2 separate regions of the Mus musculus genome follow, and region 2 is linked to region 1. The links are chromatin loops, found by intact Hi-C in ENCODE. Cell type or tissue: left cerebral cortex. All regions are shown on one strand. Each heading gives the region's core, and the rest is flanking DNA. Links, peaks and the distances in the headings are about the cores only.

What was found. Peaks named below come from ENCODE experiments on the same cell type or tissue, not always from the same donor. Only the 100,000 strongest peaks of a DNase experiment are listed, where the experiment ranks them.
Region 2: a loop joins it to region 1, with 14 times the contacts of the local background. A loop is called at or near these places in 4 of 42 quality-filtered maps.

Annotation. Positions count from the first base shown.
Region 1 is chr7:124,746,049-124,751,503 of GRCm38, forward strand. No RefSeq gene overlaps it. Among named protein-coding and RNA genes, the nearest start is that of 3100003L05Rik, 40 kb to the left of the region's middle. In left cerebral cortex, for the core only: no CTCF peak of the experiment used is centred there; DNase peaks (open chromatin) are centred at 491, 2,524 and 3,140; H3K27ac peaks cover 1,725 bases.
Region 2 is chr7:124,678,916-124,684,370 of GRCm38, forward strand. The region is part of intron 1 of 3100003L05Rik (RIKEN cDNA 3100003L05 gene); the gene reads right to left. Among named protein-coding and RNA genes, the nearest start is that of 3100003L05Rik, 27 kb to the right of the region's middle. In left cerebral cortex, for the core only: no CTCF peak of the experiment used is centred there; DNase peaks (open chromatin) are centred at 2,502 and 3,039; H3K27ac peaks cover 1,988 bases.

The DNA.
Region 1 (5,455 bases), core at 129-5,128:
TCTTCTGTGGCTGCACTGTAGAGATTTAAAAAAAGAGAACCAGCAAGAGATGTGGTCTCTGAGTGGTTGGCAGAGGCCAGACTGTGCAAGATGAAAGTGCCATTTTCACTGGTCTTGACTGAATATCAGGCACATTGGTGGCTTCCTGAAGGAGAGGCAGATTTTCTTTATATGATATTTTAGATGCTAGAGGTAGTGGCATTGACACTAAATGACCATTGCATTCTGTCTCAGGGGTGACATGTGGGTAAAGTACTCATGGATGAGAGGAGCTAGGGAAGGAAGCTGATGCAACTCTTAAGTCTAGGTGCCCACCCAGCTCTGTCAGAGACTCCCCCAACTGTTCCTGCTTTCTGTCTGAACATTGGGTAAGAATCTCCTTTTCATTTCCCCAGTTACATCTCACTTGCCTGTATCTTCCCACTTTGCAGGATGAATGTAAAGGTTAATTCTACATCTGTAACTTTGGGACAGGTTTCTTCCTGGCTGCCAACCCCTCTGATGATTCGTCTTGGCTGTTGTGTAATAGAGTGTCACTTCTTCCCACTCTCTCTTTGAAACCAGCCTATTTAAAGAAAGATGATTTGGGGTTAGAGTCAATAAAATCAGGTGCAAAGCAATTCCTCAGTGTGTTCGGTCCTCAGAAGATGGGCTAGGTAGCTGGGAGGCTATTTTTGCTGATAAGTGTATGCTTGTCAGCAGTGCAAGTCAGAAGATGCTCTACTTGTGCATGTACAATAGCCTGTGTGTTACATAAAGAAGTTGCTTGTATGGTCTTTGTGGAAATCATTTTCTTAGACCTCCTAGGAGGAATGCAGTCCCTGCCCATCATGAGCTCCATCTATTTGAAAGACTGTCAGCCTTCTGAGACTCATGTTCTCCAACTGTGAGCAGATCAGAAGTTACAGAGCCCTCTCAACTTTGTGACCTCCCTCCCAGATATCAGGACACCTTCATCATTTCCTGTGTTTCTATCAGTCACTTGTATCTGACATTATGGGCTTGTCAGAGACACTCATTCTGGAGATGGACCATCCAGACTGCAGTCTTGGTTTGTGTTTGGCTTGCTGTGCAGACTCGGACAGCTCACTCTTATGTGTCTTACCTCTATTACTGTTACTATATTCTTGTCCTTTCTTCTACTTTTCTCTGAGAATCCAAGATCGGTTAGCCACACTGGTTTGATATCCACAGAGCATCTGTCGGGCACTGGAAGAAAATTAGAGGGGGTGGGGTGGGGAGCAAGCATGATCAGAGGGACAGAGCAGGAAGCGTGACCTTGATTAATAGCAGCCCTCTTCAGAAGTGCTTAATTCAGCCCCTGAGAGAGGTATATACCCTGAAGACCCCAACACCATGACACAAAACCTCCCATTAGGCCTCCCTATTCATCAGACAAAATCTTGATATGGACTTTGGAGGATAAAAACCATGCTAAAGCAATAGCACAGCTCATTTTTGAAGATAGAGGAAGACTGCTAGCATTTATGAAGTCAGGAGGTCTTTGATTCATGCTCTTGTGAGTGCCTATGAATGGAAAAATAATAATAAGAAATTGGTATTTGTTAAATTGTGTTTGGGGGACTCCATGATATAAGCATGCTTTCTGAAGCCTTCTTTTACTGCAGATTATTAGCGCATTAGGAGGAGCCACTGAAGAAGTCCTAAGAAGTTGGAAAGATGCTGTGTCACACAGCTACAGATGTACAACACTTTAAAGATGTTGGATAATATCAGGTAAAATAGGTATACTAGTGCTAACAGCACAGCAATACAGAAACAAGGACTGAAAGAAAGGAACAGACACCAACATACCCACTTCAGTTACTTATCATGAGAGTTTTAGATGGCGGAGATTTCCTGATGGCTGTTTCCTATGCAGTTCACACTACACACTCAATGGGACAATACAATTGGAAAGCTCCTACCATATGAAAAAAATATATGAAAGCAGCATGATTTAATGTAGAATTTTACACCAATTTTATTTTCTATACAATAAGTCATCTTTATTCTATCATATTAAAAAGAAACTCACTCTAACAATTAAATATTATTTCTAACTACTGATCTGAAAAAGTAGAAATCTGAGCACAAGTGCATCTGTTCTCCGTTGCAGATGAATGACATCACTTGATTTAACCTTCTAACTTTAGCATCACCAGGGCGAGCAGATATTCACAGACTCTGCTGTACATCACTGTAAAAAAAAAAATCAGAAACCATGAACCATGTGTATGTAGACATGAGCTAAGAGAGAGAAAAAAAAACTCACATATTTCCAGTAAAACTGACTATAAAAGGAAAATCCATTTTTATTTTATGGCTCTTCACCTCCTTTATAGTGACTGTGTTCACAGTGATACAAATACAAATGTGAGGAATGGAGTTGAGCTTCATTAAGATTCTTAGAATGCACCATGTCCTGGGCAGCATATCCTCCCTCCCGCCTGCTTTCCTGGAGGCGGGACTCATACCCTCTCCAGAGCTGCACTGGTAGGATGTGTTTCTTCTAGACTTTCCATCCTGAAATAGTAAATGACTCACAGTGGGGGTGATATGTGGAAGTAGACAGCCTTAGGATGCTGAATGTAAAGATAGCTCTGTAGGAAATGGAGGAGGACCAGTGACCTGGACTGTGTTACAGTTAGTCAGGCTCAACATTCATCTTGTGCACAGTGGGCATGTGTTCCAGCTTTCTTTAGAAAATATAGGCCATTTAAATGTAACTGGAACCATCTCGTGTGTGTGTGTGTGTGTGTGTGTGTGTGTGTGTGTGTGTGTGTGTGTGTGTATGTGTGTGTGACTAAGAACACAGATGGATGGAGAGGGAATTCATATCTGAGGTGCTACTGGCAACTGATAGCTGTTGTGGGAGAGAGCGTTTTCTTCAGGGATGTGGACCACGAGAGGCTGTCTATGTTCCAGTAGATATTTCTATACTCATGCATATCCAAGGTACAGTATATGAACTTAGTGGGGTGTTTTTTGAAATTGATTAGGTTTTTACTTTACATCCAGATTGGAGCTTCCCTTCCCTCCTCTCCTCCCACTCCCTCCCTCTCATCTCCCCTCCCGCTCATACACCTGTTCTCCTCACAAGAGGGGAGACCTCCCATGGATATCAAACAGCCAGTGGAATATCAAGTTGCAGTAAGACAAGGTGCATCTTCTTCTCTTGAGGCTAGATGAGTCAGCCCAGTTAGGGGAAAGGGATGCGAAGGCAGGCAATGTAGTTAAAGACAACTCCTGCTCTGGCTTTAAGGAGTCACAGATGAAGACCCAGCTGCACACTCGTTTCAGTGCAGAGGCCCTAGGTTCATCCCATGCATGCTCTCTGGTTGCCAGTTCACTCTATATGGGTGCCTATGGGACCAAGGTATTGATTTTGTAGGTTTTCTTGTGGTGTCCTTGAACCCTCTTGCTCCTTTGATCTTTCCTCCTGCCCCCCACCCCCGCTGGATTCTCCAAGCTCCATTTAGTGGTTTGCTGTGGGTCTCTGCATCAGTTTCTATCAGTTCCTAAATGAAGCCTCTCTGATGACAGTAATGTTAGGCTTCTGTCTGTAAGTATAGCAGAATAACATTAAGAGTGTCTGGGGTGGATACCCTCTCATGGCCTGGGACTCAAGCTGGGCCACTCATTAATTAGGCCTTCCCTCAAATTCTGCTCCTTCCTTTACCTGGGAACATGTTGTAGGCAGGACTAATTGTGAGTTTAAAGTTTTGTGGCTGGGCAGGTGACCCAGTCCCTCTGTTAGAACTCTTGCCAGGTTATAGGTGATGGCTGATTCAGGCTCGATATCTCACATTGCTACGAGTCTTAGCTATGGTCACCCTCATAGATTCCTGGGAGTTTCCACTTCTTAGGTTTCTAGCAAGGTTTCTCAGAATGAACACCCCTAATCCAGTTGTCCCCCCCAGTACTCCCTCACTCCATCTTTCCCCCACCTCATCCTTCCTGCTCCCATCCCCACACCTCCCTCCCTCAGCCCCCTTCTTCTATCCACTCCTGATGTCTAATCTATTTCCCTGTCTCAGTGAGATTCAACGGTTCCTCCTTGGGCCTTCCTTGTTACTTAGTTTCTTTGGCTTTGTGTTTTGTAGTGTGGTTGTCCTATATTTTATCACTAATATCCACTTGTAAGTGAGTATATACCATGTTTGTCTTTCTGGCTCTGAGTTACTTCCCTCAGGATAATCTTTTCTAGTTTCATCCATTTGCTTACAAAAGTCATGATGTCCTTTTTTTAAATGACTGAGCAACACTCCATTGAGTAAATGTACTACCTTTTCCTTATCCATTCTTCATTTAAAGGACATCTAGGTTGTTTCTAGTTTCTGGCTAATACAAATAAAGTTGCTATGAACATATCTGAGTAAGTGTCCTTGTACCACGGTGGATCATCTTTGGGTATACTCCCAGGAGTGATATAGTTGGCTCTTGAGGTTGATCTATTCCTAATTTTCTGAGAAACTGAAAAATTGATTTCCAAAGTGGTTATACAGGTTTGGACTCCCAAGAGCAATGAAGGAGTGTTCCCCTTGCTCCACATCCTTGCCAGTTTGAGTTTTTGATCTTAGCCATTCTGACAGGTGTAAAATGGAATCTCAGAACTGTTTTGATTTGAATTTCTCCCAAGAATAAGAATGTTGAACATTTCTTTAAGTGCTTCTTGACCATTAGAGATTCCTCTGTGAGAATTCTCTGTTTAGCTCTGTACCCCATTTTTAAAATTGGATTTGTTTGGTTTGTTGGTGTCTAGTTTCCTGAGTTCTTTATATATTTTGGATATTAGCCTTCTGTCAGATTATGAAACATTTTCCCACTTTGCTGTTTTGTCCTTTTGATAGTGTCCTTTGCCTTATGTTAGCTTTTCAGCTTCATATGGTCCCATTTATTAAATGTTAATCTTAGTGTTTGAGCTGTTGGAATTCTGTTCAGGAAGTTGTCTCCTGTTCCAACGCATTCAAGGATCTTCCCTACTTGCTCTTCTATAATATTTACTTTATCTGATTTTATGTTGAGGGTTTTGATCCACATGGAGTTGGGTTTTGTACAGGGTGATAGATATGGGTCTATACATTTTTCTATATGCAGACATCCAATTAAACCAGAAGCATTTGTTGAAAATGCTCCCCCCCATTGTATTGTTTTGGATTTGTTGTCAAAACTCAAGTGTCCATAGGTGTGTGGATTTACTTCTGGTTCTTCAATTGTATCCCATTGATCACCTGTCTGCTTTGTGCCAGTACTACACAGGTTTTTTGTTCTTGTTTTTAGTTGCTCTGAGATTTAGCTTGAAATCAGGGATGGTGATTTCTCCAGAAATCATGAAACATGAGAGTTTTAGTTATCCTTTTTGTTGTTATTGTTTTTCCATAGGAAATTGAGTAATACTCTTTCAAGGTCTGTAAAGAATTGCACTGGAATTTGGATGAGAAGTATGTTGAAT
Region 2 (5,455 bases), core at 241-5,240, 67 kb before region 1:
CTCTGCATTGGGCCTGCTGTAGCCTCCTCAGCATCCTTGGAATCCCATTATCTCTTGCTACTGTGTCTTCATGGAGAATGGTGGCCATGCCTCTACAACCTGGTCCCTACAGTGAATCCAATTCATTATGGTGGTGTCATCTAACCTTTCCTGCACTGCACAGGACACAGACCCAGCAGGCCAGGGAGACTTGGGTTTTTTGAATCTGTGTGAGCCACCAGGCAGGTGGCAGGATCTCCACCCATTCCTGAAGGAGAACCAGCCATCACTGTGTGACTGTCTCCTCCCTCTCCATGATGTTGACATCATAAACTGTCCTGAACTAATCCCATTAGCCTTGCCCTGGAACGGTTGCTTCTGGTTTTCCTGGCCATAAGTTTTAATCAAACCTGACCATCCACAAAAACTCTGTTTTATCAAATGGATGAGAGCTCTGAGTGGTCCTCTTCCTCGGTCTGCTCCCTCTGATCTGCCTCTCCATGTCCTCTCTCCATCTCCCTCTCGTGGCCTTTCCTTGTCTTCTTTCATCTCTCTCCCACCTGCACTCTTCTCTCTTCTTCCTTCATCTTCTCTACCTCCTCTCTCATCTCTTACTGACCTTTTATTTCTTTTTATCTTATCATATTCTGTATAACCCTCAAGAGCAATCACTTGGCCGTCTTCTAGCCCAGAGCTTCCAAGCTGTTTGTCTGTCTTGTGGAGCAGAAACTGAAACAGAAGAAGCAGGATGACACTTGTCTACCCCACAAATCCACGGGGCAAGGCATCCTCTAGGCATCCAGAGTGTGCTGGTCGTTTTTAGTTGACATGGCTTTGGTTATTTCTGTCTTAAGTGTCTTGATTAATGGTTCATACTTTAGTCACCAGACCCCAAACTTACCTATAATCACCCTCTCCCCAACCTTTCTCAAGACATTACTTTGTCTCTTTGTAAAACACTCAAACATGAAGTAAAAACTTTCTGGACATCCGCTTGTCCTACTGACTATGGTAATGCAGAGATGAGCCAAGGAAAGAGCCCAAGTGCTCCAGCCCAGCACCCACAGGTATGCATGGCTGTATTGGACAGTGTGGTTCAACCTTGTTCACTTGCCCAGGAATGCTCTGTTCTTTCCATTTATCATAGTTGTCATTGTTAGTATAATGTGTAAGTAGTAACTTTATTAATCATGGAGTGATTTTATTAATGACCTTATTAATTACTGAAACAAATGTTTATTGAGGAACTACTATGAAGTATTCCTTCCAGTGTAGACAGTGTCATATGGTTTCTGTAAAGCATAGGGTAGGCTGCATGGAATACAATTTCATGTGCAGTGAATGTTTGCAGAGTGCAGCTTCACTGTGCTCTAACCTGCACACATGCACACAAGCATAGCTAGGACATAACCACTGCACAGTGATGCCCTGCACAGATGTGCATACACACACACACACACACACACACACACACACATGCACACACAGAGCTATGATTTGCTTTTACTGTCCTAGAAATAACCCATCCTTTGATGGCTGCTGCACAGTGAAGCTCACAATGAACTGTGTTTAACAGGACCATTAATTTATTAGGCACTCACTTAAGACGGTTGAACCACATTAGAGCAAATGTGTTCTTGGGGGCTCTGTGAGGGCTGTGTTTATTTTCTAAAAGTTGCCATTAGGTCTAGATGGTGGGAAGACTGCCAGAGGCCACATTATGGGAGCCCTGGTCAGTCTCCTGTGCCATGTGGCTATAGAATTAGTGTGCTACTTACTGATGGGCAATCCATCCCTTAACAAGGTCCCAATTTGGCTCCTGGAATAATGAGATGAGCCTTTAGGGACCATCCATCTCTCTCCCACAGCTGAGGGCACTTCTGAGGAACATGGTCCCTTAACTGGCTTATGATGTAGTGCAGCTGAGCTGAGGCTGGTACAGCTCATTTATTTCTCAGGGGCCAAAATGAAATTTTCAGTAGAAGCTCCTCCCTCCTCCCATGAGGCTCTGCCAGGGCTGACATATTTGAAAGGGCTATATGTTAGGTAGTGAGGGGTTGGTCCATATCCCAGATCTTCTGAACAATCCTAGACAGGCAACTTATTCTTCCTAAACCCTAATTTTCCGCCTAGTGAGACAGAGATCCACATGAGAAAACAGTATTAATTGAGAACCTACTCCAATCATTTTATAGGTTAAGAGACGAACTAATTCACGTGAAGTCTATTCTCAGGAACATTGACCTATAAGCTCAAGTGATCGCTTTGAATGAAGGCACATTTCGGCCAATTTAGATGCTGGGGAGGCATGAGACAGGGGCTGTGTCTTGTTGGGCATCTGGGAGAGTGACAGCTGAGTTGAGCTCTGACAGATGGCCAGGTGTTAATCGGTTAAGCAGGGTGATGGTGGTGATGATGGCGGTGGTGGCAGTGGTGGTGGTGGCGGATGGGGAAGAGCTATGCCAGACGGAGAGAACAGCTTGTGTAAAGGCCTGGAGACTGGAGGGAACACGGTGTGTTTAGAAACCGAAATCGAGCCAGAAGGCCTGGCGCACAGACAAGGAAGGGCTGTAAGGTGGGCGGGAAGAGGCTCCTTAGGGAACCTAAGTAGAATGCTGAGGACACCTTGTTCAGAACTGGGGTCACATCTTATGGAAAAGAGAAACCTGTTGGAGGTTTTAAGCAGCCTTCGTGGTGTTTACACATAGCCATCACTCTGCCAGTGGAATGGGCGCAAAGCTGGAAGGAGACCAGACTGCTACATGTGGAAGGAAAGATTGTAGGAAATGTGATTTTATATAAATAACAAAGACTTATGCTGAATCAGGGACAAAAGACTGGAGAAAGTTAAGCTACATGATACACTGAACAGAACTGCATCAACCAAGAGAAGAGGCTCTAACTAGGACTCCCACTCTCCCTGTCCACACTGTCCAAGACCACTTACTGCATGGGCAAGTGATCACTAGTGGCAAGCGATACCCCAGACACTCAATAGACACTCATGGTGCCCATCTGTCCCCTTAAGATCTTTGCCAATTGAGTCCCACCAGCTCTGTCACAGCCTCAAGGAGCTGGATTCAAATCCCTTTCACCTTCTTCCAGAAGCTTTCAAACTTCCCACTTTCTAACTTGAGCCTCAAGTGCCAGCAGGCAGCCTTGGGCTGGCAGAGCTATGGGAAGAATCTTGCACAGCTTAAGGCTGGGAATAGCTGTGCCAAGATGTTTCTCGATTCTTCCTCCTGAAGTGTCTGACTCAGTGTGCTGCAGTTTTTTAAATTATTATTATTTAAACCTATTATTTGTGAGTTTTGTGTATGAATATAATAAATTTTGATGAAATCTGCCCTCTACTAGCTCTGCTCCAGCTCCTCCCATGCTTCATCCCCTCAACTTCTCCATCCAACTTCACGAACTCATCTGTTAAAGCCATTGAGTGCACTCGTACTGCCTGTATGTGAAGGGTGTAGAGCACCCTCTAGAACATGGGCAGTCTAAAGTCAAGCTGATACCGACTGTTCTTCATAGAACCTGGCCAAATCCTGCTGCTCTTGAACTAAAAGGAGATACCCAGTGGAAACTGAGCATCTCCCTTCAGACCAGGAGAAGGGAGGAAACAAACCAATGGGAGGATAAGAAGGCGCTGAAACTGACAAACTACAGAAACAACTCCCATAGGCTGTGTGAGGAAATCCCCACATTTAGGACCCCAGTGTTCTGATCTGTCAATTAGAGCTAGTGGTGGGTCCTCCATTGGAGTTCTGTTGAGAAAGAAAGTGAAAGTCTGTGATGGAAAATGACAGTCAATAAAGTACTTGGGGACAAGGAAATAATAAATGCATAAGTAGCCCAGCAGGATGGCTGTGAATTCAATCCAGCCTGGGCCCAAATCCAACTTTTGCCATTCCTGACCTAAGTTGAAGATAGTGAGGGAAGGCACTCGCCTTAGCATCCCACCAGCACTAAAGGGTAAAACAGTTCAGGGCTCTAACCTCACCAAGCTTATATTTCCAGAGAAGGAAGAAATTAAATAACCATGCATGTTTAAAGAACAAAACAAAACAAAACAACCCCCACCCCACCCCCCAAAAAAACCCATCTCGCAATGTCAACAGGACTCTGAAGAAACTAAAACAGTGGGAAATGACAGAGTAGCTACCTGAAAGAGATGCACATTGGACTGCTGTGTGCACATGACCTTCCAGCTCAGAGCTGACTCAGAAGAAACGTAGGTGATGATACCACACATATAGGCAGGTGATTCTCAACCCTGGTTCAGGGTTTCATTAGAACCAGCTAGAAGTTGCTTGACAGCCATTAAAATAGTATTGTTTGGGGGTAATTCTTAAGCACACAAAGGGAAGTCAGCCTCAGCTTTGTAAAAATCATGTACAGAATGATCTAGCCTGGTATTTTCATCATGAAGTACTCGATCAGGGCTAGTAGAGCAGGAATCACAAGCAGGCCATTGAAATGTGAGGTATATTATCCCATAGTTCCCAGAGGCTGAAAGGTCAAGGTTAAGGTCTCAGGAGGCAAAGGTGCCTTTATCTGCTGAGCCATCTTGCCTATATCATGAAGTTGTATTTTAACAGACTAAAATCAGAACTTTAACCCTAATGTGGGGAGGAAAACACAACTTATATGTCATCATAATTAGTCCTCACCAGTTTCCCCCCCCGTTTCAAACCTTCCTCTTGATTTTCTCGTCTTCCCATTTGGCTCTTCACTCCAGAGATTCTTGTAATCATAACGTCATCCCTTTCTGGAACTTTAAAGCAAAACCCTTCCAAATAAGTACCTTGATTTATGATAGGAGAGGAAGAGGAAGAGAGGGAGGGGGAAGGGGAGGGAGGGAGGGGGGAAGAGAGAGGGAAAGAGAGAGAGAGGGAGGGAGAGAGAGGGGGAGGGAGAGAGAGAGAGAGAGAGAGAGAGAGAGAGAGAGAGAGAGAGAGAGAGAGAGAGAGGCAAAGACTTCCCAGATGGAGCATGCCTGGTAGTGTTACTCATGCTATTTTGTTCTCTGATGTTTAACCCACAGGAGTAAGGGAGAAAGGAGAAGTCTCCCATCCCAGAATTGCCACTTCTTAGGGGACACTAGCAGTGTGGAACCACAGCACTGACTGTTATCTGTAAAAAGGAGATGCTATGGGCTGCAAAAATGGCTTGGTAGTTAGCACTGGCTGCTCTGCCTGAGGACCTGATTGAATTTCCAGCACGCACATGGTGGTTTCCAACAGCTGCAACTCCAGTTCTGTGGACTCTAACATGCTTTTCTGGCCTCCTTGGACACTGCATGAGGATGGTGCTCACACATACACATGGCACATGGCAACCAATTAAACAGAACACTTGTCCTAAGCATGGTCACCGAGCTATGCCATATGGTGTTGACAGAGTCAGGGGCTTTTGATTTCATAGGGTTTTCAAGGTTGGTGCCTTGGTGCTATGTGTGAGCCCCATTCTAAGTTGGAGA